2 separate regions of the Homo sapiens genome follow, and region 2 is linked to region 1. Evidence: chromatin loops called from intact Hi-C (ENCODE). Cell type or tissue: IMR-90. All regions are shown on one strand. Each heading gives the region's core, and the rest is flanking DNA. Links, peaks and the distances in the headings are about the cores only. Region 1 overlaps GOLM1 (golgi membrane protein 1). Region 2 overlaps ISCA1 (iron-sulfur cluster assembly 1).

Region 1 (11,810 bases), core at 2,145-10,144:
AAAGCCAGTTTGCAAGCCAGAGGATAAAGTTGTGTTTATTTTTTCCTCATAAAAACAATATAGCTAACGTGTGGGAAGTTTGGGATTCAGAGAGAACCAACCACCCATGGCCCAGCCCTCATGACTGTCCTTTTCCCTTTGACTTACCTCTCTCCAGTCCATGCCCAAGTTCACATGAATGTTTACTTAATTGCAGTCATCATCAAAAAAATTTAATCATTTTTTTACTTGCGTTATGTACGTGTGTGTGTGTGTGTGTGTATATACTTTTTTTTTTTTTTTCTTGAGCGGAGTCTCGCTGTCCCCCATGCTGGAGTGCAGTGGCACAATCTCAGCTCACTGCAACCTCCATCTCCCAAGTTCAAGCAGTTCTCATGCCTCAGCCTCCTGAGTAGCTGGGACTACAGGTGCCCACCACCACACCCAGCTAATGTTTGTATTTTTTTAGTCGAGATGGAGTTTCACCATGTCAGCCAGGCTGTTCTTGAACGCCTGACCTCAGGTGATCCACCTGCCTTGGCCTCCCAAAGTGCTGGGATTACAGGTGTGAGCCACTGTGCCCGGCCATATTCTTAGTCACAAACATTTTATTTTATTTTATTTTTTGAAACAGAGTCTTGCTCTGTCACCCAGGCTGGAGTGCAGCGGTGCAATCTCAGCTCACTGCAACCTCTGCCTCCCAGGTTCAAGCAGTTCTCCAGCCTCAGCCTCCTGAGTAGCTGGGACTACAGGCGCCCACCACCACGCCCGGGGTTTCTACTAAAACCCTGTCATTGGTCAGGCTGGTCTCAAACTCCTGACCTCATGATCTGCCTGCCTCAGCCTCCCAAAGTGCTGGGATTACACGCATGAGTCACCGCACCCAGCCACAAAAATTTTATTTATAAAAGTAAAATTAGATAGACATGCGATGATAAAAGGGATTTTAAGGATAAAAATATCCATTGCCATAATTTGTCTCCTAAATAATGACAACACATTAGCTATAGCCTCTTTTTTTTTTGAGATGGAGTTTCACAGCTCGTTTCCCAGGCTAGAGTGCAGTGGTACGATCTCAGCTCACTGCAACCTCTGCCTCCCTGGTTCAAGTGATTCTCCTGCCTCAGCCTCCCGAGTAGCTGGGATTATGGGCACGTGCCACCACACCTGGTTAATTTTTGTATTTTTAGTAGAGATGGGGTTTCACCTTGTTGGCTAGGCTGGTCTCGCACACCTGACCTCAAGTGATCTGCTCGTCTTCGCCTCTCAAAGTGCTGGGATTACAGGTGTGAGCTACTGTGCCCGGCCAGCCTCTTATTTTTTAATTTTTAAATTTAAAAAATTACATTACTTGCATTATATTTAAAACATCCGTATAGCTCCTAATTGTCTTAAAAATTACCATTTTGGATTATTTCCTTCTAAAAGGCTCATCTGTAGTTTAGCTTGTTGCTGGGTGTGAATTGTCAAATTGCATTCTGAAAGGATTTGAGCCATCTGTGTGGTCACCAGCAACCTGGGAGAATCAGTTGCCTCACGTGCATTGCGTTCTTCGGCATTTCCATGTTCCTCCAAAACATTGTCCACCTGCCGTAATATCTTCCTACTAACTTTATAACCACATACAACTGAAAACATGAAGCCCCAAGTACACGTCTCTGTAGAGGACATGAGCAGCCAGTCAATAGAAGGGAAATGTGATTGTCACTTGTGTGTGGAATCTTATTCAGCTATGCCAGTGGTTCTCACGTGGGGGCAGTCTTGTCCCCAGTAGGCCTTTGGCAATGTTTGGAGACATTTTTGTCTGTCATGGCTTACAAGGAGGCTGCTACTGGCATCTAGTGGGTAGAGGTCAGGGACACTGCTAAACATCCTATAATCCACAAGACAGCTTCCCACAGTCACGTTTTATCTGGCCTAAAACATATACAGTGCTAAGGTTGAGAAACCTTGAGTTAGGCTCATAATTAAAGAATTGCATTTAGACAGAAATGAAGTACCTCAGTCTTATTATTCATCCTTAAAGAAACCTTAATGCAAATATTTCCCTCATATAGATTGAAACACAAAAAGCCATAAATGGCCTCACTTGATAAATGTTGGCCGAGAAGGTTTTGACCTAGCTGGCAATCAGTCAGGATCCAGTGACAGGGAAGGAATCTCTGCTCCCCATGTAGGAAAGCTTGGGCCGAGGCGATGGGTGGACACCTCTGAGCTGGGCTGGAGACACATGTAGGATGCACTCCTTTTGCTCCTGGCAGGTTGATACCTAGATTGAAAGCTCTTTCTGGCTGACTGTGCCTATTTCACTACTTGTGCCCAAGGCCGTGTACCAGATATGCAGTGCTTCCCAGGGATAATGTTCGTGGAGTGTTGGAAGCAAAAAAAAGCTAGTTATTCTTCACTTTCTTTGGATTATAGGCCCTTTTAGAGAATCTGATAAAAAGTACGAACACTTTGTTAGCAAACTTATAAATGGACACCTGCCTAAAGTGTGCAATTTGTGCAAATTATATGGGCCTCTGAAACATATCTGCACGCCCTCCCTTAAAACATCCTGTCTGGTCTAATCCTTCTATAGAAGGCAGTGCCGAGAACACAAAAGCTGATGGAGAGGCCAGGTTTCCTGATGTACAAGGTAGTGTTCTTTCCGTTTGAATCAGTCAGCACACATCCCACTTTTTACTCTCCTACACCTGTGGCAGGCATCACTAAGCAATCACTGCACTCCATCCGAAAATAGCCTTGCGTTCTTTCTCCCTGAAGCACCTGGAGTCAGCACATGAGATGAACCGCTCGCCATCTCATCTCCCTGCTATGAGGAGACAGTTTCCAATGTTGACACTGGCATATAAAGTAATACAGTGATGGTCGGTGCCCTGGGTGATGGGATCACCTGCCCTGATAGATCCTTGTACTTGAACACATTCCATCAGTGGTACTCTGGCCATCAATTGCACCAGTTAGAATAATCACTAGTGGCCAAGTCCTGTATTCCTCTCCAATTTAGCTCCAGTTAGTGCTGGAATATTTGCCACTTACATGTAAGAAAAAGCCAACCTAAGTCCTCAGGAAGAAACACTGTCACAATCTGCATGACCTTTGTCTCAGAATTGAGGATGGAGGTAGTTTGTTCCTGGCTCTCAAGTTGGAACATGGAAAGCCCCAGTTGATCTGCAAGGCTGTGAGATAAAGGCTCTTCGTACTTGATTTTAGCAGGGCTGGGAGCAGGTGCAATCAGTACTTCCCTTTTGCAGGTTTAAAGGTTCAGGGATAGCAAACGACCTGCTCATTTAGTTCTACAGTATACAGACAGCTTTTTGTTCGCTATGTTTCAGCTCCTGTGCACTAATCTACCACCTGTGGCTTGTATATTTGTGAGAATTGTATTTAAATGAAATTTTCACCTGATCTGTCAGCTGTTCAAGGTCAGGAACTCGGCACTGCATTATTTCCATAGCACCTGGTTCCCTTCTCTGTGTGTGGTACATTGTGACCCAGTGGTGCTTTGAACTCAAGGGTATATTCCAAGAGTCAGAGGTTGATGTAGTACTCACTCACATTTGGCTCTGAAATGCCTGCAACTCAGAAAAGGTGAGCTGTGTGGTGGAGAGGGCACAACAGTAAGGAGCCCTGGAGTCTGGCTTCAGTTTCCACCTCCCTCTGACCCTGGTCCATGCCAGACAACCATGTCACCCCTTAGTATTCTTATTTGCAAAACGAGTGGGTAATTCTCTTAATTACTTCATAGCTCTGGCACTTGTCAAAATACTCTTAAAATAAATCCAGGCAGCAAGCTGAAGCAATGCAATAGCAATTCAACCGAGTGTCCTCCAGTTCAAGTTTTGTTTTGTTTTTTTTGAGACGGAGTCTCGCTCTGTCGCCCAGGCTGGAGTGCAGTGGCGCGATCTCGGCTCACTGCAAGCTCCGCCTCCCGGGTTCACGCCATTCTCCTGCCTCAGCCTCCCGAGTAGCTGGGACTACAGGAGCCCGCCACCATGCCCAGCCAATTTTTTGTGTTTTTAATAGAGACAGGGTTTCACCGTGTTAGCCAGGATGCTCTCCATCTCCTGACCTCGTGATCCACCGCCTCAGCCTCCCAAAGTGCTGGGATTACAGGCGTGAGCCACTGCGCCTGGCCCCAGTTCAAGTTTTGATACTACCCACTTAGCACAGACCCCCTAGGTTAAGGGGCTCCCTCCCATACTACTGCTCCCACCTCAGATGCCAGCCACAAGTCTTGATGTGTCCCCTAGCCACCCTCACTTCTGCCTGGCTGGCTACAGCTTTAGGGTTACCCGCCACCCCCTCAGTTTGATAATTTGCCAGGATGACTGTCACATGATTCAGGAAAGCTGTTTTGACTTTTACAGAACAGCCCAGTGGTAGAGTCCTAAGGTGAGGGCAGGCGCCGGGGGGAGACAGGAACGGCTGCCCTGTGGAGTCAGCCGCCCCCATCCAGTGCATCGTTAGGCTCCCCAGCCAGAAAGCTCCCCAAGCCTTCTGGTCCGGAGTTTGTCTGAGTGTTTTATGTAGGCATGATTGATTACACCATCGGCCACAGGGTTGAACTCAATCTCCACTCCTCCCTTCCCTGGAGGAGGTGGAGCTGAAAGTTCCAACTTTCCAGTCATGTGGCTAGTTCCTCTGGCAGTCAGCCTCTGTCCTGAAACTATCTGACGCCCATCCTTCCCCACCTCCAAGACCCCCTTATTAGTATAAACTCAAGTATGGTCCAGAGGGGCTTGTGAATCGCCAGATATCCACTCAGGAACTTCCAAGGCTTTTAAGAGCTCTGTGCCAGTAGCCAGGGACAAAGACCAATACATATTTTTTTTATTATTCTACAGATTGTATGTTAAAAAAAAATTTTCTGCCTAATCAGTAAAGTTCACTGTTTTAGAACAATGGGATGATGATTTTTAGTGTGTTTCTTTTGGTCATTTAATTGTTGAACACACACCCGTGTTGCCCTGTCTTAAGTGCCCTCTTCAGATGAAGTGCCTGAAGCAGGAAGAGGGTCTGTGTCTCTTATGGAAGTGGATGTCACCGTCCAGCAGAGACACAGTCATAGACGTCAGGCCCTTCCTTTGCTTTCTTTCACCAAAGGAGCCAGTGCATCAATCAGATGAAGGAGGTGAAGGAACAGTGTGAGGAGCGAATAGAAGAGGTCACCAAAAAGGGGAATGAAGCTGTAGCTTCCAGAGACCTGAGTGAAAACAACGACCAGAGACAGCAGGTAACTGGGGAATTTTTGCCAAGAGTTTCTAGAAGGTACCCCTATCTTCAGGCATTTTGTTTCTTTTATGTGCCGCCTGGCTTTCTCTGGATTCTGCCCTCCTTTGCGGGCTTGGCTCCCTGAGATATAACAGAGCAGAACCTGGTACTGGGATGACTGGACCCTAACCAAGGGTTCTGACCTCCAGCCCCGCTTCACAAGCTCAGGGCTTTACGGGAATTATCGTATTTAAAGCTCGCAGCCAGCCTGGGAGAGAGTTGCTGTTTTCCTGACTTGAGGACCCCAGCCCCATGGGAGGGGTTAAGTTCTGTGGCCAGTGTCACACCACCTGGTCAGTGGTAGAGCCCATCAAGACCTCAGGTCTGGCCGACTCCATGTCTCGTGCTGTCATTCCACCTCCTGTGCAGAGCACAGCCCACGAAGCTGCTGCTTGAAGCCTTCTGGGTGATCTTTGAGTAGTTTTTTAAAAATATAGCAGCTTTATTAAGATATAATTTGCATTCCCTATGATTCACCCATAGAAAATTTACAATTCATGGGTTCTGAGTATATTCACAAAGTTATGCAGCCATCACCACAGTCAATTTCAGAACATTTTTATTGGCACAAAAGAAACCGTGTATCCCTTAGTTCTCTCTTCAGTCCCCACAGCCCTAGACAGCCAACTGCTAATGTACTTTGTGTCTCTTGATTTGCCTAATCTGGACAATTTCCTGTCAATAGAATCATATATGTGTGGCCTTTTGTGTCTGACTTTTTTTTTTTTTTTTTGAGAGGGCATCTCGCTCTCTCACCCAGGCCAGAGTGCAGTGGCGCGATCTCAGCTCACTGCAGCCTCTGCCTCCCAGGTTCAAGCGATTCTCCTGCCTCAGCCTCCCGAGTAGCTGGGATTACAGGCACCCACCACCACACCTGGCTAATTTTTGTATTTTTAGTAGAGACGGGGTTTCATCATGTTGGCCAGGCTGGTCTTGAACGGCTGACCTCAAGTGATCCACCCACCTCGGCCTCCCAAAGTGCTGGGATTACAGGCGTGAGCCACCACGCCCGGACTGTCTGGTATCTTTGACTGAGTATGAATACCTCAGGGCTCATCGGGGTTGCAGCATGTGTCTGTACTGCATTCCCTTTAATGGCTGATTAATCCATCCTGTGGATAGACCACATGTGGATTATTCATCATCAGTTGATGGGCATTTGGAGTGTTTCCATGTTTTGGCTATTATGAATAATGCCGTATGAACATGAAGCTTTTGTGTGGTCATATGTTTTCATTTCTCTTGGTTAATACCTAGGAGTGGAACTGCTGGGTTATATGGTAATCTATATTTAACCTATTGAGGAACTCCCAGACTTCTTCCAAAGTGGCCATACCATTTTCGACTGCCACCAGTAGTTTATGAGGGCTCCAGTTTCTTCACATCCTTGCCAACTCTTGATACTACCTTTTTCATGATACCCTTCCTAGCAGGTGTGGAGTGGCAGCTCGTTGTTTGGGTTTGCATTTCCCTAATAACTGTGATATCCCTGATGATATTCAGCATCTTTTCACATGTTTCATTGGCCATTTGTATATCTTCTTTGAAGAAATGTCTATTTGGGTCCTTTGCTCATTTTTTAATTGAGTTATTTTTATTATTGAATTGTAAGAGTTTTTAAAATCTATTTTATTAAAGATATATGATAATGGATATATGATTTGCAAGTTTTTTTTCCCAATTCTGTGGGGTTTTTCACTTTCTTGCTGGTGTTTAGTTGAAGCACAGAAGTTCTTAATTTTGACAAAATCCCCATTTTATTTATTTTTTCTTTTGTTGTGTGTTCTTGGTATTATATCTAGTAACACTTTGCCTGACCCAAGATCTTGAAGATTTACTGTTACATTTTCTTCTCAGAGTTTTATCGTTCTTAGTTCTTACGTTTAAGCCTGTGATTCATTTTCAGTTAATTTAATTATTGCATATGGTGTGAGGTAGAGCTCCCACTTCATTCTTGTGTGTGTGCGGTTATCAAGTTGTCTCAGTAATCACTTGTTGAAAGAAAGACTGCTTTTCCCCCACTGAATTGTCTTGGCACCTTTGTCAGAAATCAGTGTGCTGTAAGTATGAGGGTTTTTAGTGAGCCTGAGTGTTTTAGTGAGCCTGAGTCCCTTGGCTGTGAATGTCCCCTATGCTTCTCTTCAGTACCCACTCCCTACCCCAGTGGGACAAAGTGGCTGGAATGGGCTGGAGTTGAGTAGCTTCCTTCTCCCACGTGGAAGTCTAGAGCTTACTGGAGTTGGGTGTTTCATTCCCCCAGGTCAGTTAGGCTCAGATAATATGCCCGCAGGAGCTCTGGGTAATGCGCTCCTCGTGAGGGCCGGCCTGGTTAAGGAGAATAGAGCACTCTGGCCTGTTTCAGAATGGTTCCTTTCCCCGCCACACTGCTGGAAGCACAAGCCGATTTTTCTCTGATGTTCACTGAGAGCCTTTCTCTAATATTCACTGAGAGCCTGGTTGAGCTCCTAGGGGTAAAACTCATAAGTATGGGAGTCCCTTATGACTGGGGCAGGTTTTTTCTTTTTCTTTTTTTTTTTTTTCTTTTGGTGTTGGAGTTTTGCTTTTATCGCCCAGGCTGGAGTGCAATGGCGCAATCTTGGCTCACCACAACCTCTGCCTCCCGGGTTGAAGCAATTCTCCTGCCTCAGCCTCCCGAGTAGCTGGGATTACAGGCATGCGCTACCACACCTGGCTAATTTTGTATTTTTTAGTATATCGGGGTTTCTCCATGTTGGTCAAGCTGGTCTTGAACTCCCGACCTCAGGTGATCAGCCCGTCTCAGCCTCCCAAAGTACTGGCATTACAGGCATTAGCCACCACGCCTGGCTGGGGCAGGTTTTTAACTCTCAGACTCATCCACACTGAGCCTCAAACAGTTCATAAATGACAGGGTCAGGCTCTCCCACCCTGACACCAGTTCCCGTGGTGATGTCTGCCCAAGCCTGTCCTGGTGAGCCGGGACTCTCTGTATTGGGCTGTCTGTCTCCAGGCTTAAGGACAGTGATTTACACTCTGTCCTCACCTCTCCTATGGATCCAAGAAGAGCTGATAACTTTTCAGTCTGTTTAGTTTTTTACTTGTTAGGACTAAGTGGTGACTTTTAAGCTTCTCACGTGAGGAACAGAAAACTGGAAGTCTTCTAATACAGATGCTTGAAGGTGTACATTTCTTCTAAGCACTGCTGGAGCTGCTTCCCATAAGTTTTGGTATGCTGTGTTTTTGTTTTGTGGCAAAGCATTTTCTTTTTTTTTTTTTTTTTTTTGAGAGACAGTCTCGCTCTGTCGCCCCAGGCTGGAATGCAATGGCATGATCTTGGCTCACTGCAACCTCCACCTCCCAGGTTCAAGCGATTTTCCTGCCTCAGCTGGAAATCACCTCCTTGCCTCACCTCCCAAGTAGCTGGAATCACAGGTGCCTGCCACCACACCTGGCTAATTTTTGTATTTTTAGTAGAGATGGGGTTTCACCATGTTGGCAAGGCTGGTCTCAAACTTCTGACCTCTGGTGATCTGCCTGCCTCGGCCTCCCAAAGTGCTGGGATTACAGGTGTGCGCCACCGCGCCTGGCTGTCCAAGCATTTTCTAATTTGTGTTGTGGTTTATTGTTGGACTCACTGGTTATTTAGGAGTGTGTTGTTTAATTTCCAAATATTTGCAAATGTCATAAGTTTCATCCTGTTATTGATTTATAATCCATTCCATTTCTATTAATTTACTTTGTGTGATTTTAGTTAAATATTTAAGTGTATGGAGGCTTGCTTTGTGGCCTGCCATTTGTCCATCCTGGAAAATATTGTGTGTGTGCCTGAGAAGCAGGTGTGTTTGCCCTTGCTAGGCTGAGGGTTCTGCAGATGTTTGTTTCGTCAAGGAGTATTGTGTCGTTCATGTCTTTTTTGTTGTTGATCTTCCGCCTAGGTATTTTATTATTCCGTAAATGCTTCCTCTCAGCAGAATCACTGCCCAGTTTTATTCTGTATTGACAGTACTTTCTGGGAGACCTTGACTCAACCTCTTGTCTTCTGATTTACGCCACATGACCAGGGCGTGACCAGAGTAGACTGTGGCGTTTCTCGGGGTCTTGGTTGGAAGGATATGGTGGTGGGATTGGTGGGATTCATTGCATTGGTAGGATTCTTTTACGGCTTCTGTTCACAGAGCCCTGCCCTGGCTGGCTGTCCTGTGCTTCTGTTTCAGCTCCAAGCCCTCAGTGAGCCTCAGCCCAGGCTGCAGGCAGCAGGCCTGCCACACACAGAGGTGCCACAAGGGAAGGGAAACGTGCTTGGTAACAGCAAGTCCCAGACACCAGCCCCCAGTTCCGAAGTGGTTTTGGATTCAAAGAGACAAGTTGAGAAAGGTAAGCAGAGCCCAGCAGTTGCCCTGTTCCCAGCTCTCCAGAGCCCCATCAGAGGAAGCAGTCCCAGCGAGCTGCTGAGGCAGTCAGTGAACCCGGCAGCGGCGCAGCCAGGAGCAGGGACGTGTCTCTCTGGGCCCCTGGAATTGGGGCTTTGGGGCTTCTCTGACAGATGTCTCCTCCTTGTAAACGAAGTGCCTTGTTCCTGGGCAGCTGTGTAGAGAAAGGCCCAGGCTGCACCTTTATGCAGGACATTGGTGGGCTTGTGGGACTCGGGGGAGGCGGCTGAGCCCCAGACACTGGGAACCAGGAGGCTGCTGTGTCTGTGAGCAAGCCCTGGGTGGGCCTGCCTGCCCTGGCTCCCAAGTGCTTGCTCCAGCGGACCCGATGATCAGGTCACTCAGCAGGATACCCTTTTCCCTTTGTACCTTGTCAAGGTAATTTAGTCCAGGTGTTTTTTTTTTTTTGTTTTGTTTTTTTTTTTGGTAAGCTACTTTTCCCTTTGTCGCGGTTCTGACGATGAGCTGCAGGCACAGAAAGGCCTGCAGTCTGTGGCTGAGGTCACAAAAGGAGCTACCTGGTTGTTCTCCTGTGTGCAGCCCACCCCACCCCCACTCCTTGGGAAGGCTCTGGGAATTGAGTGGCACCAGGTTTTGCTTTTTTTTTTTTTTTTTTTTTTAAATCAAATGCTGGCAAGGTCACAGCTAACTGTGTTCTGTGCACAGAGGAAACCAATGAGATCCAGGTGGTGAATGAGGAGCCTCAGAGGGACAGGCTGCCGCAGGAGCCAGGCCGGGAGCAGGTGGTGGAAGACAGACCTGTAGGTGGAAGAGGCTTCGGGGGAGCCGGAGAACTGGGCCAGACCCCACAGGTGCAGGCTGCCCTGTCAGTGAGCCAGGAAAATCCAGAGATGGAGGGCCCTGAGCGAGACCAGCTTGTCATCCCCGACGGACAGGAGGAGGAGCAGGAAGCTGCCGGGGAAGGTGGGTGTGAAGTTTCGGGGGCCGCTGTGGACTCCCTTCCACCAGACACCCAGCCCACCTCCATGTCCTTCCCAGCACCAACATATCACCCTGAATTTTACCAAACAGCAGTCCACAATTTGCCAATTCCTTTTCGTTTGAAGGTTTCTTATTCGTTATCAAGAGGGAGGCAGGAAGGAAGAGCAGCATATGCTCTAGAACTCGAGGTTTTAGATGCAATATTGGCAGGGAGTCGAGGGGACCTTGCAAGTGGATGGCCTGCAGATGGGTGCTTAGCATCAAGTGGACGCCCCCTCCTGGCAGGCAGGCCACATGCCCCATTTTTGTATGTCCACCGTCGTGCAGTGTCTGGTGCCATTTAGACAATCAGTGCCTAGTGAATGAATGAAGGAAGGAAGGAAGGAATATTGGGTAGATGAAGGTTAATGCATATGTGAACATTGAGAAAAAATGACATGTGAATCACTCCTTTTTGGTTTGGTTGACTCTTTTCTTTTTAAAGAAATAAAGGGTAGGAATTGGAGATCAACCGACTATTCCAGGATGTATTTCAGTCCCTTCAGATATGGAAAATGTCCTTCCCACCTGAGCCAGGAACACTTCTGAGGACATGACACCTGCGCTCTGGGGTGGACCAAGTCACAGAAGTTGGAGAATACACTTATTTGCAGAAGTTACCTTGATTCCATTTAAATCTAATTTTCACTTCAGTGTCTTACTGAAGAACGTGTCCTTCCAAGTTCCAGTTAAAGAATTGGATTTTGTCAGCCTCCCCCTAAGTATCCCTGCTCTGTCCTTGTGTTCCGTGCTCACCCAGCAAGAAGATGCTTGTGGTGTGTGAGGCGGGGAGATCTCACTGGCTCGCTCAGCCTGTGGCGCTCCAGTGTCAGACCCCTCAGCGGCTGGTCACAAAGCGTAACAAAGGTGGGCCTGAGATGCCACAGTGCCTGCAGGATGCACCTGCTTCTAGATGCAGGTGTGGTGACCTCATTTGAAGAAACGCGGTGGACACATAGGCCTGTGCAGTTTCCACCCCAGGCAGTGAGCCAGAGAAAGAGACTAGAGCTGCTTTTCCAGGTGTGCACTTTTAAAAAAGATTTTGTTTGGCCGGGCGCAGTGGCTCATGCCTGTAATCCCAGCACTTTGAGAGGCCGAGGTGGGCGGATCATGAGGTCAGGAGTTCAAGACCATCCTGGCCAATATGGTGAAACCCCATCTCTT
Region 2 (13,519 bases), core at 1,610-9,609, 240 kb before region 1:
CCCTATTAACTGGGTTTTTTGTTTTTTGTTTTTTGTTTGTTTGTTTGTTTTTGTTTGTTTTGTTTTTGGAGACAGGGTCTCACTCTATCTCCCAGGCTGTAGTTCAGTGGTGCAATCATGGCACACTGCAGCGTCAACCTCCTGGGCCCAAGCGATCCTCCCACCTCAGGCTCCCAAGTCGCTGGGACCACCGGTGTGCACCGTCATGCATGCACCTAGGGTCTCCCTGGGTTGCCCAGGCTGGTCTCGAACTCCTGGGCTCAAGCAGTCCACTGCCTCAGGCTCCCAGTGTGCAGGGATTACAGGTGTGAGCCACCATGCCTGGTCCCTGATGTCTTTCTCCATCACCATTTGACATGTTACCTCTTCCTTCAGAATTTCTTTTTTTTTTTTTTTTTTTTGAGACAGGGTTTCGCTGGGTTGCCCAGGCTGGAGTGCAGTGGCGTGATCTCAGCTCACTGCAGCCTCTGCCTACTGAGTTCAAGCAACTCTCTGCCTCAGCCTCCTGAGTAGCTGGGATTACAGACGCCCACCACCATGCCCAGCTTATTTATTTATTTATTTTTGTATTTTTAGTAGAGATGGGGTTTCACCATCTTCACCAGGCTGGTCTTGGACTCCTGACCTCGTGATCCACTCGTCTCAGCCTCCCAAAGTGCTGGGATCACAGGCATGAGCCACCGTGCCTTGCCCTTCCTTCAGAATTTCTATGTCAGTCCCTTTCTCTCCATTCCTAGTCATTCAGCAGACATTTATCAAGATCTGCTGTGTTTCAAGACAAATGAATGAGTTATACAGTTCCCAGCCTACGGGGCACAGTCGCAGGCCAAGCCTTTGCCACCTCTTACTAGGAGTAATAGCACTGCACATTCTCAGGCTTGGTCTCTCTCCACACTTGCTCCCCTCTGCTTCAGTACATGTTATCATAGCAGTTCTCAAGGTATCCATGTTGCCTGACTCAGCTGTTTTGATTAACTTGCAGGAGTCTACTGTCTGTACTCTGTTGTCCTACTTAAGTATGGCTGACTTTAGAAGCTTCTCAGAAGCTGTACCAGAGAGAAGGCACATCAATGCTGTTTTCCACACAGCCTGTGTTGGTGGGCTTGCAGTCATTTTAGTTCCAGCATTCGTGCCCTAGTCAGGACACTATGGCATGTATTGCTCTTTGTGCTTAGTTTATCATCAGCATGTATCGTCAAGTGCAAAAGTAGTGATGCCGTCAAAGGCCTAATGAATGGAGACAGATAAGAGAGCAAACAAAAGTATACGTAATTCAGTAAAACTGATTGGAAGAGGTAAATGTTACTTGGGTCTAATAAGTAGAGACAGATAAGAGCAAACACAAGTATACCTAATTCAGTAAAACTGATTGGAAGGGATAAATGTTACCTGGATATATAAATTTTGATGTTAGGAATTTGACATGTTGCAACATTTGAAAAGTGCTATATGTGTGGAGTCTACCAGATGTCAACAAAAGGCTAGGAAAAGTAACTGATAATATAACACAGTTCAATGCTGTCATTATCAGATTATCTACATCTTCCCTATTTCCCTACATATCTAGAAATTGACAAGTGGAATTGAACTTGCAGGAGCCAGATGTGATTAAAGAATCTGAAGAGTAAATAGTGCCCTGCTTGCAGACAGATTTATTTCCATCATTGTACAAGTCAGAGCAACTCTAATTTGTAGGACTGGGGTGGATCACAGCTGTGCATTAAAACTCAACCAAGTTCTATGAGAGAATGATGGTGCACAGCCACTATCATTCTTGATGAATTCATTGTGTACGGAAGGTGCCTTAGGGCTTAACTTTCTATTGGAGTCCAGTTGAGAAGCTAGGAAATGCTTAATGCTCAGTAAGGAACTGTGTGTTAGTTCATTGGACTAGAACCAGAAGTCCTTTTGAACAGTGACCAAGCACTAAGATTTCTATACGAAGGCAGTTTAGGAAATACTACACAAGAAGCACTGGAAGTAGCCTAGCAGTCTAACAGTGAAAGAACGGTTAAGTACGTGAGAGTAGATCCTGTTGGTGAAGGATGTAGTCATTGTAAATTATGGTTTTTTTTAAGTTTCAGCGTTATAAATCTTCATTCTTTGACTTATGCTGTGCAAATTATTTAATCTTTAATACCTAAATCACAATGGCAGGAATAAAAAGATGTTACGTTTAAACCATTAAACACTTAGAAGGTGCTCAGTAAATGGTGAATATATGTTTATTACCATGTATCAAATGAAAAAATAATTTGTTAAATTGTTTCAATGGAGGCTGCAAAATTATGTATATATGCCATGATTACAAACCTTTTTCTTTTTAGAGACAGGATCTTCCTCTGTCACCCAGGCTCATATGCAGTGGCATGATCATGGCTTACTGCAGCTTCAAACTCCTGGGCTCAAGCAATCCTTTCACCTCAGCCTCCCAAGTAACTGGGACTACAGGCACATGTCACCTTGACTGCTAATTTTTTTTTTTTAATTTATTGTAGAGACAGGGTCTTGCTCTGTTGCACAGGCTGGTCTCAAACTCCTGGCCTCAAGCCGTCCTCCCACCTTGGCCTCCCAAAGTGCTGGCATTACAGGCATGAGCCACCACACCTGGCCTACAAATATATATTTGTATATTATATGTATTTTGGATGTGTATATACACATATACACAAATAAGAAAAGACAAAAGAGAATGCTTTTGTCTTTTCTTATTTTGACACTCTAATGCCAGCCATGGCTGTTAAAGAATGATTTTAATAAAATACACTGTACTTGTTCACTGGCTCTATTTATTTACCATCTTTTGTTCCCCCAGAAAATTGATATGTTGACATTAAAATGCCATGTTTGTAGAGAAATTAAGTTGTAGTTGTTGGCACATGTTTAGTATGCATAATCACAGAGTTAACTTTAGCTTTGAATTTAATTTAATTTTCTTAAACAGCAAAAAATGAAAATTGCCTGGGGAGTTACTTAAAGAAATACAGGATTGAGAATGAAAAGTTTCTCCTACAAGGATTAGAAAGCGTGTTGCTATGAAGTAGTGATAAAACATTCATCTACAATGCCTTTTCCCTTAATTTTAACAGCGGAAACATCTTGGAAATATATTTATTTTTCAATTAGGCCAAAATACCTTACCTCAAAGATAACCTCTCACTTTAAAAGTCATATTCCTGTGATTTGCATGTGAGTAAAAACCATCATATTTTAGTGGGCTTCAGGAAGCTCTTAAATTTTAAAACATGGGCCAAATCTCAGGTAAGCTATATTCATTAATAGTACATAAATTTCTTGAGAATTACATGTTTCTTAGTTGTTCTGGGAAGTGCACTGGTACTGGCAGGCTGCTAGGCCCTGCAGCATGCTGTGTAGTTGAAGATTTTATGCTGTTTCTCACATGAATTTTACCTAAGCACAAAGTTGCCAGAGTATGTAGACTTAAAGCAGGGTAGGATTCTTAGCCTCTCCCTGGTACTGAGACACAAAAAGTACCTCTTATAGCTCGATTTTTTTTAAGTCCCAACTCTTCCCTTTTAACCACTCTCCCTTGTTCTGAAAATCAGATCAGTCACTTTGAAAGTTCTAAGAACCTTTTCCCTTGGTTGAGTACTGACCTGGGTTGTCCATCATTAGTAACACCCTCCCAGTGGAGTAGGTTTGGTTTTGGCCTGGCACAGGAAAATTAAGACATATTTTAGTTCCTGTAACAGCAGCTTCCCAGGCACACAGGTTCCTGTTGAATGTTACTTTTCCCTTAAAGAGTCCTTCAGTATGAGATGTGAACATCAGCAACTTGGTGATAAGTAGACCAATCCCCACGAATTGCTTTCATTTACTGTATTTAAGTGTTTCCTGCTAAAAGTTGAGAAAATAAGAAAATAGATGACTTTGTAAAACCAAATTAGATAATTTAGAAAACCACTTGGAGATAAAAAAAATTATATATTTGGGGCTGGTAAACGGAGTAGTGTGACAGACACATTTGTTTTGTTTAGATCATGCAGTGGTGTGCCCATCTGTGCCTTTGATCCACTCAGATTAAACCAAGACCACGTTTCAGATTTTAGTTCCCGCGGATATTTTCCATGGCTATGCCTTTTTTTTTTTTTTTTTTTTTTTTTTGAGACAGAGTCTCACTCTGTTTCCCAGGCTGGAGTGCAGTGGCATGATCTCGGCTTACTGCAGCCTCCGCCTCCTGGGTTCAAGCGATTCTCATGCGTCAGCCTCCGGAGTAGCTGGGATTACAGGCGCATGCCATCATCCTCAGCTAATGTTTGTATTTTTAATAGAGACGGGGTTTCACCATGTTGGCCAGGCTGGTCTCAAACTCCTGACTTCAAGTGATCCTTCCACCTTGGCTGACCTCAAGTGATACTTCCACCTCGGCCTCCCAAAGTGTTGGGAATATAGGCATGAGGCACCAGGCCCAGCCAGGCTATGCCTTTTTAAAATAAACTTACAGAAAGCTATTTTTATTTGACAGTAAGTGATTAATTTCTTCAGCATGCACATAGGAAAATATGGTGAAAATTTACATGTGGTTGATAAGAAAGCTAGCTTTTATTGACAATCACTTAGAACAGGGGTCCCCAGTCCCTGCGCTACAGACTGGTACTGGTCCATGGCCTGTTAGGAACAGGGCCTCACAGCAGGAGGTGAGAGCAGCAGGCAAGCCAAGCATTACCACCTAAGCGAGCTCCACCTCCTGTCAGATCATCAGGGGCATTAGATTCTCATAGGAGCACAAACCCTAGTCTGAACTGCAGGTGTGAGGGGCTAGTTTGTGCACTCCTTATGAGAATGATGCCTGATGATCTGTCACTGTCTCTCATCACCCCTAGATGGGGCCATCTAGTTGCAGAAAAACAAGCTCAGGGCTCCCACTGATTGTATATTTTGATGAGTTATATAATTATTTCATTATATATTACAATGTAATAATAGAAATAAAGTGCACAATAAATGTAATGCATTTGAATCATTCAGAAACCATTCCCCTTATCCGTGGAAAAATTGTCTTCCACGAAACCAGTCCTTGATGCCAAAAACATTTGGGACCACTGCTTTAGAAGGGTAATGAGCACTTTAAAAAATAATAACTATTTCTGTAACTATTTAAAGTTGGTATTCTGTGACTCAAAAAACAAAAACAAAACCATAATCCTGCTCTTCCCTGTTTTCTCCTTCCACCCTGTGTGCTACTTCCTGCGTTGGAGGACTGCATGCCTCCTTTTCTGACAGAACCATGGGAAACCATGGGCCTTTAGAGGCCCACCTACTGGTAGTGGTTTGTTTTTTTACAGTGACATGTAATAAGAAATGTATATACACAGATACTATATATTAATAACTGAATTAAAAGTTTTACTAAACAACATTCACGTTTTTAAGTGCAGTGCATTGTTTTCTATTTAAAATGTTTAAGACATGTTGGTCTTCACATTCCAAATTGCTTTCATGCCCTTCTAAACTGGGTCTGTACTGTGTTTAAGCATGCTCATCTAGCTGAGCCCCAACCCCGACAGGGCAGGAGAGCACACTCTAGGGCCATCCATTGGGCTGGCTCTTCCAGGTGTCAGTCCTGGCCTCAGTTTACTACCAAGTCTTAGGTCGTAATATCCAGACTTTGAGACTTCACAAGCAGTCTCAAAGACTTTACTGTACAGTAAAATGTCAGTACAAGGGACTGGAGGGCCTGCAGAGCACTGCCAGCTAGAGGAGCTGATAAAGTAGGAAGGACGCACATAATGTCTTCATTATGATGTACTCTCATAATCATAATAATACTTGGTATTTTTGTGCCTGGCACTGTCCTGAATGCTTTCCATGAGTTTAAATATTTAATCCTCACAAGAATCAGGAGGAGGAGGAACTGTTATCCCTGTTTCACCAGTAAGGGAATAGAAGTCAGAGAAGCCACTTAGGGTGACTGCCCTGGAGGCACAGCTAGGAAGTGGGCCAGGAATGTCGGGGAACAGTCTCCTTCCCAAAGAAGTGGGGTTGGCAACACCGACCTATTTCACACAAACTGTGATGTTTTTCTCATTTTGAGGCCCGCTGAGCTATGTTAAAACAGCATTTCTCTGGGAAACAGCTCCTCCTTGTTCTTATTTCTGTCATTGACTAGCTTAGTTTTGTTCATCTAGATCTCCTGAGATGTTGGTTTAATCCACGTTGAAAAAAATCTATGTGAGCATTTGGTGGGACTGGTGCAAGAAGCACACCCTGGGTTATTTTATGCTGGTAACACTGTTTCCTCAAGCTATGCATTTTGATGGATTAGAAATGGATTGTGAGTAAGAAAAAAAAAAGCAGTAGGATTAATAATCAACAGGAAAAACACCTGAAGGTTGGCCTTCCCAGTGAGATACTTGATTCCTTCATTGGCTCTTTGTCGTAGGCAACATGCTGGTTCCTGGGCATAGAGTTGGTGCACAAAATAGATGCTGCCCAGAAAAATAGCATTTGTAATGTGAGTGAATAGCACCATAGAGAGAAGGACAGGGAACCAACCTGGACTGAGGAGCAAGATTAAAAGGATGTTGCTAGCAGATTTTTTTTTTAAATAAAGAGGATATTTTGAATTAGGTATAGTTTATGTGTTTCTATATAAAGTCCATAAGGTACCCTGGCAAGAATGGAACATAAATTTGTCACATGAATTTGCTAAAGACAGACTTACGAAGACTGATAAATATGAGGCTTTGAATAACAAGTTTTGTAGCTAAAAACATCATTTTCTTTTTTCAGACACCTTCAGCAGTAAACAAGATAAAACAACTTCTTAAAGATAAGCCTGAGCATGTAAGTAAAACCAGTTAATTATTCAGTAAAAAACTGAAGCTGCATTTTCAGAATGAATTTATCCCATGATATACAGTATTATTTCATTTAGGGGTTTTTATTTAAAATGTAAAATATACTCAGGATTTTTAAAAAATTCAAATAATACAAAAGGGTATTTAACTAAAAGGAAGTCATTCTTTCAACCTGACTCTTCGTCGTCATTCTTCCTTCCAAGAAGCAATCTCTTTGGTATCCTTCCAGGGATAATGTATACATTTGAAGCGGCTAGACCTGATTTTCTCAGCCTCCTCACAGTTGACACTTTAGGGCAGATTGTAGAATGTTTGACAGCATCTGTGGCCTCTGTCCATTAGATACCAGTAGTACCCCCTCTTTGCCTCAACCAAAGAATCCACATATGTGGAACCCACCGATACGGAGAGGTGACTGTATAGAGTAAAAGTATGGTGAGTACTATTTCACCAGCAGTTCCTGATTCCACAAAGCTTTGGTTGTCACAACCAAAAATGTCTCCCTGAGGGCAACCACTGGCCTAGACTGGGCTTGTTATTCCTGTGTATATCTCTTCCTACCATAAATTTTTTTGTTACACTTTGCTTTTTACCCTTAATAATGGCTTGAAGATCTTTCCATGTCATTATGTAATGATCTGCCTCCCTTTCTTGGCTGCATGTAGAGTATATTCCATTGAACAAGTTTGAGTTCTTTAACCAGTCCCCATATTAAAGGGTCGTTTTCATTCAGTGCTGCCGCAAACACCATTCAGCAACTATTTAGTGTCTGCAGTGTGCCAGGCTCATTGTTCTAGAACTGTAAGCATGGCTTAGTCCACCTACATAGGATCCATTCCTAGATACAGAATTGTTGAGTTAGGGATGTGTGTATCATCTTAATTGTACATTGTTAGTTGCCGATGGAATGCTGTAAATCATTTCAAGTAATGGATTGCAATATTTAATAATTAGACGGTGGGGTGATTTCTGGTTTCTGTTGTTAACCTACTACATTACAATGTAATGGAAGTTCTCAAACCTACCTTTTAAAATTATTAAATTTCAAAGGATATCAGTGTTCTGATTCAATTTGGATAGACCGATGAGTAGACTACAAATTGGCCTAATGAAACAAGAATTCGGCTTTGTAGAATCAGGAACTGCTGGTGAAATAGTACTTATGATACTTTTGCTGTATACAGTCACCTCTCCGTATCTGTGGGTTCCGCATACGTGGATTCAATCAACCATAGGTCAGAAATATTTGGGAAAAAAATAGAAGGTTGCATCTGTATTAAACATGTACAGACTTTCATTCTCTAAACAATACAGTATAACAACTGTTTATGTAGCATTACATTGTTACAGGTATTCAAGTCCTCCAGAAGTTATTTAAAGTACAGGGGAAGATGTATATAGGTTATATACAAATGCAGTGCCATTTGCATAAGGGACTTGAGTATCTGCAGATTTTTGTATACTCAGTTAGTCCTGGAACCAATTTCCCATGCATACTAAGGGATGACTGTATTTAAATGAAAAATCAGCTCAGCTCTAAGACAGAGAACTTAGGTAGATACTGTTTGAAAATTGCATTAATGTAAACATTGATACTTTTAAAGTGCTGTTTGGTCACTTTTTTAAACTTCTTTTGTCTGTATTGACTGCAGTCTTTTGCTTTCTGGTATTTGAGACTGTACACAAGTCTGCACTATAATTCAGATCCCATGTAGAGGTAGGATTGCCAGATGGTGGACTATGAACCCTGGTGAATCCTAACCATAAGGAAACATTCAGAGGATATCTCACAGAACAAGGTAGAGCAAAGACATTTTAAATAAAGTCCCAGGCTGGACGGGGTGGCTCCTGCCTTGTAATCCCAATGCTTTGAGAGGCCGAGGTGGAAGCGTTATTTGAGTCCACGAGTTTGAGACCAGTCTGGGCTACATAGTGAGACCCTGTCCTACAAAAAATAAGAGAAAGTCCATTTTGGTACGAGGAGGCTACTGTCACTTTATTAGTATAATTGTTTAATCTGTACTACTTTAAAACCAAGTTTATATTTTCACTTCTTTTTCAGGTAGGTGTAAAAGTTGGTGTCCGAACCAGGGGCTGTAATGGCCTTTCTTATACTCTAGAATATACAAAGACAAAAGGAGATTCTGATGAAGAAGTTATTCAAGATGGTGAGTTTTTAACAAACATTTTTTGGGCACATTGTTTTGCCTAAAATTATTAGCCTTGCACAGCACAAAGTAAAAAATAAGGATAGTAGCAGGAATTATGTAAATAATGCTCACTGTGTGTGTAGGTGTTGTTTGATGGAATTTCATGTATTAACTGATTTATACACAATGCTGAATGTGGGTGGTACCATATTATCCCTGTTTTTCTGATGAAGAAACTGAGGCACAGAGGGGTTAAATAGTTTAAGGTCATAATAAGTGGCCTAGTAAAATTCTTTCCAGAGACTGCTCTTAGTAACTAATTGATAAATTATTATATAAGCTTGTTTTAACTATGAAAGATCATCGTTGTGTCCAAAAAGTGAACCAGCCTTAAACCTCACAGTGAACCAACAGTTTTTGTGTAAGCAGTAGTTTTATATCTGTGTCAAATAAGTACGAGTTGAGCATTCCAATCCAAAAATCTGAAATCTGAAATGCTCCCAAATTCAAAACTTTAAAAGTGGGTGCTGACATGACACTCAGAGGAAATGCTCATTGGAGCTTTTTGGATTTGGGATGCTCAAGCAGTAAGTATAATGCAGATACAGTCATACATCACTTAACATTGGAGATACATTCTGAGAAATGTGACGTTAGACAAATATCCTGGGGTGTACTTAGACAAACCTAGACGGTCTGAGAAATGTGACATTGGACAAATATCCTGGGGTGTACTTACACAAACCTAGATGGTAGAGCCTACCATATGCCTCAGCTAGATAATATAACCTGTTGCTCCTAGGCTACAAACCTGTACTGCACGTGACTGTGCTGAATACTGTGCACAGTTCTGACACAATGGTAAGTATTTGTGTAAACGTACCTAAACAAAGAAAAAGTATAGTGAAATTTCTTTTATTATTATTATTATTATTATACTTTAAGTTTTAGGGTACATGTGCACAATGTGCAGCTTAGTTACATATGTATACATGTGCCATGCTGGTGTGCTGCACCCATTAACTCATCATTTAGCATTAGGTATATCTCCTAATGCTATCCCTCCCCCCTCCCCCCGCCCCACAACAGTCCCCAGAGTGTGATGTTCCCTTCCTGTGTCCATGTGTTCTCATTGTTCAATTCCCATCTATGAGTGAGAACATGTGGTGTTTGGTTTTTTGTCCTTGCGATAGTTTACTGAGAATGATGATTTCCAATTTCATCCATGTCCCTACAAAGGACATGAACTCATCATTTTTTATGGCTGCATAGTATTCCATGGTGTATATGTGCCACATTTTCTTAATCCAGTCTATCACTGTTGGACATTTGGGTTGGTTCCAAGTCTTTGCTATTGTGAATAGTGCCACAGTAAACATACGTGTGCATGTGTCTTTATAGCAGCATGATTTGTAGTCCTTTGGGTATATACCCAGTAATGGGATGGCTGGGTCAAATGGTATTTCTAGTTCTAGATCCCTGAGGAATCGCCACACTGACTTCCACAATGGTTGAACTAGTTTACAGTCCCACCACCAGTGTAAAAGTGTTCCTATTTCTCCACATCCTCTCCAGCACCTGTTGTTTCCTGACTTTTTAATGATTGCCATTCTAACTGGTGTGAGATGGTATCTCATTGTGGTTTTGATTTGCATTTCTCTGATGGCCAGTGATGACGAGCATTTTTTCATGTGTCTTTTGGCTGCATAAATGTCTTCTTTTGAGAAGTGTCTGTTCATGTCCTTTGCCCACTTTTTGATGGGGTTGTTTGTTTTTTTCTTGTAAATTTGTTTGAGTTCATTGTAGATTCTGGATATTAGCCCTTTGTCAGATGAGTAGGTTGTGAAAATTTTCTCCCATTTTGTAGGTTGCCTGTTCACTCTGATGGTAGTTTCTTTTGCTGTGCAGAAGCTCTTTAGTTTAATTAGATCCCATTTGTCAATTTTGGCTTCTGTTGCCATTGCTTTTGGTGTTTTAGACATGAAGTCCTTTCCCATGCCTATGTCCTGAATGGTAATGCCTAGGTTTTCTTCTAGGGTTTTTATGGTTTTAGGTCTAACGTTTAAGTCTTTAATCCATCTTGAATTAATTTTGGTATAAGGTGTAAGGAAGGGATCCACTTTCAGCTTTCTGCATATGGCTAGCCAGTTTTCCCAGCACCATTTATTAAATAGAGAATCCTTTCCCCATTGCTTGTTTTTGTCAGGTTTGTCAAAGATCAGATAGTTGTAGATATGCGGCGTTATTTCTGAGGGCTCTGTTCTGTTCCATTGATCTATATCTCTGTTTTGGTACCAGTACCATGCTGTTTTGGTTACTGTAGCCTTGTAGTATAGTTTGAAGTCAAGTAGCGTGATGCCTCCAGCTTTGTTCTTTTGGCTTAGGATTGACTTGGCGATGCGGGTTTTTTTTTTGGTTCCATATGAACTTTAAAGTAGTTTTTTCCAATTCTGTGAAGAAAGTCATTGGTAGCTTGATGGGGATGGCATTGAATCTATAAATTACCTTGGGCAGTATGGCCATTTTCACGATATTGATTCTTCCTACCCATGAGCATGGAATGTTCTTCCATTTGTTTGTATCCTTTTTTATTTCATTGAGCAGTGGTTTGTAGTTCTCCTTGAAGAGGTCCTTCACGTCCTTTTTAAGTTGGATTCCTAAGTATTTTATTCTCTTTGAAGCAATTGTGAATGGGAGTTCACTCATGATTTGACTCTCTGTTTGTCTGTTATTGGTGTATAAGAATGCTTGTGATTTTTGTGCATTGATTTTGTATCCTGAGACTTTGCTGAAGTTGCTTATCAGCTTAAGAAAATTTTGTAAAAGATCAAATGTGGTCGGGTGTGTTAACACAAGCCTGTTGTCCCAGCTACTCAGGAGACTGAGGCAGGAGGATTCCTTGAGTGTAGGAGTTCAAGAATGTAGTGCACTGGCCAGGCGTGGTGGCTCACCTGTGTAATCCCAGCACTTTGGGAGGCCGAGGTGGGTGGATCATGAGGTCAGGAGTTCACGACCAGCCTGGCCAACATGGTGAAACCCCATCTCTACTAAAAATACAAAAAATTAACTGGGTGTGGTGGCACACGCCTGTAGTCCCAGCTACTGGGAGGCTGAGGCAGGAGAATCGCTTGAACCCCAGGAGGCGGAGGTTGCAGTGAGCCGAGACCATGCCATTGCACTCCAACCTGGGTGAAAAAGTGAGACTCTGTCTCAAAAAAGAAAAAAAGACATCATAGTGCACTGTGTTCTTACCTGTGAATAGCCACTGCCCTTAAGCCTGGGCAACATAGCGAGACCTCCATCTCTTAAAAAAAAGAAAAAAAAAGGAAGAAGAAGAAGAAAATAAAACATGGTACACCTGTTTGTGGCAGTTACCATGCATGGAACTTGCAGGACTGGAAGTTGTCCGCGTGAGTCAGTGAGTGAGTAGGGAGTGATAAGTGAATGTGAAAGCCTAGGACGTTCCTCCGTAGTACTATAGACCTTATAAACCTTGTACACTTAGTCTTCAATAATAAATTAACCTTAGTTTACTGAAACTTTTTTACTTTGTAAGCTTTGGGGTTTTTTTTTTTTTTTTTGACTCTTTTGTGATAACATTAGCTTTGAAACACATTGTACAAATAACAAAAATTTTTTACGTTCTTATTCTATAAGCTTTTCTCTATTTTTAATTTTTTCTTTATAAACATTTTAATTAAAAACTAAGACAAAAACACACGTATTAACTTAGGCCTCCACAGGGTCAGGTTCATCAATATCCCTGTCTTCCACCACCTCCCCTCATCCCATTGGAAGGCCGTCAGGGGCAGTAACACTCATGGAGTTGTCATCTTCTGTGATAATGATGCCTTCTTCTGGATACCTCCTGAAGAACCTGCCTCAGGCTGTTTCACGGTTAACTTTTTTTTTTATAAGTAGAAGTACACTCTAAAATTTTAAACAATAAAAAGTATAGTAAATACATAAAGCAGTAACATAACCATTTATTATCATTATCAAGTATTATGTAGTGTACATAATTGAACATGCTTAGACTTTTATATGACTGGCAGTATAGGTTTGTTTACACCAGCATCACCACAAACACCTGAGTAATGGGTTGTCTTGTGATATTATGGTGGCTACAGCATTGCTAGGCAATGGGAATTTTCAGCTCCATTATAATCCTTTTTTTTTTTTTTTTTTTAATTTGAGATGGTCTCGCTCTCTCACCCAGGCTGGAGTGCAGTGGTGTGATCTCGGCTTGCTGCAACCTCCACCTCCCTGGTTCAAGCGATCCTCCCACCTCAGCCTCCCAAGTAGCTGGGATTATAGGCGCCCACCACCATGCCTGGTTCATTTTTGTATTTTTAGTGGAGCTGTATTATCAACTCATGTTTTTGAGGAATCCTGTATTTCCAATTTTTATTCAAAGCTATTTATTATAATTTAATTTATAATTAAAATTAATTATATTTGCTGCTGCCCCCTTCTTCCACCCTATAATCTGTTAAAACCTATCTAAAATAAATAATTTATCTTGTCATTGGAAGTATGCACTTAGCT

The links. A loop is a pair of places that touch in the nucleus more often than their neighbours do. Peaks named below come from ENCODE experiments on the same cell type or tissue, not always from the same donor. Only the 100,000 strongest peaks of a DNase experiment are listed, where the experiment ranks them.
Region 2: a loop joins it to region 1, with 2.2 times the contacts of the local background. A loop is called at or near these places in 2 of 110 quality-filtered maps.

The regions. Positions count from the first base shown.
Region 1 is chr9:86,034,147-86,045,956 of GRCh38, reverse strand. It overlaps GOLM1 (golgi membrane protein 1), which reads left to right. Exons shown (of 10, transcript NM_016548.4): 6 at 5,089-5,218; 7 at 9,450-9,609; 8 at 10,332-10,589. Among named protein-coding and RNA genes, the nearest start is that of GOLM1, 60 kb to the left of the region's middle. RefSeq lists an enhancer at 9,112-10,047. In IMR-90, for the core only: no CTCF peak of the experiment used is centred there; DNase peaks (open chromatin) are centred at 4,546 and 6,406.
Region 2 is chr9:86,267,477-86,280,995 of GRCh38, reverse strand. ISCA1 (iron-sulfur cluster assembly 1) reads left to right here. Exons shown (of 4, transcript NM_030940.4): 2 at 6,754-6,807; 3 at 8,884-8,989. It overlaps LOC124902194 (a long non-coding RNA gene), which reads left to right. Exons shown (of 2, transcript XR_007061634.1): 2 at 1-2,779. Among named protein-coding and RNA genes, the nearest start is that of ISCA1, 8.3 kb to the left of the region's middle. In IMR-90, for the core only: no CTCF peak of the experiment used is centred there; no DNase peak of the experiment used is centred there.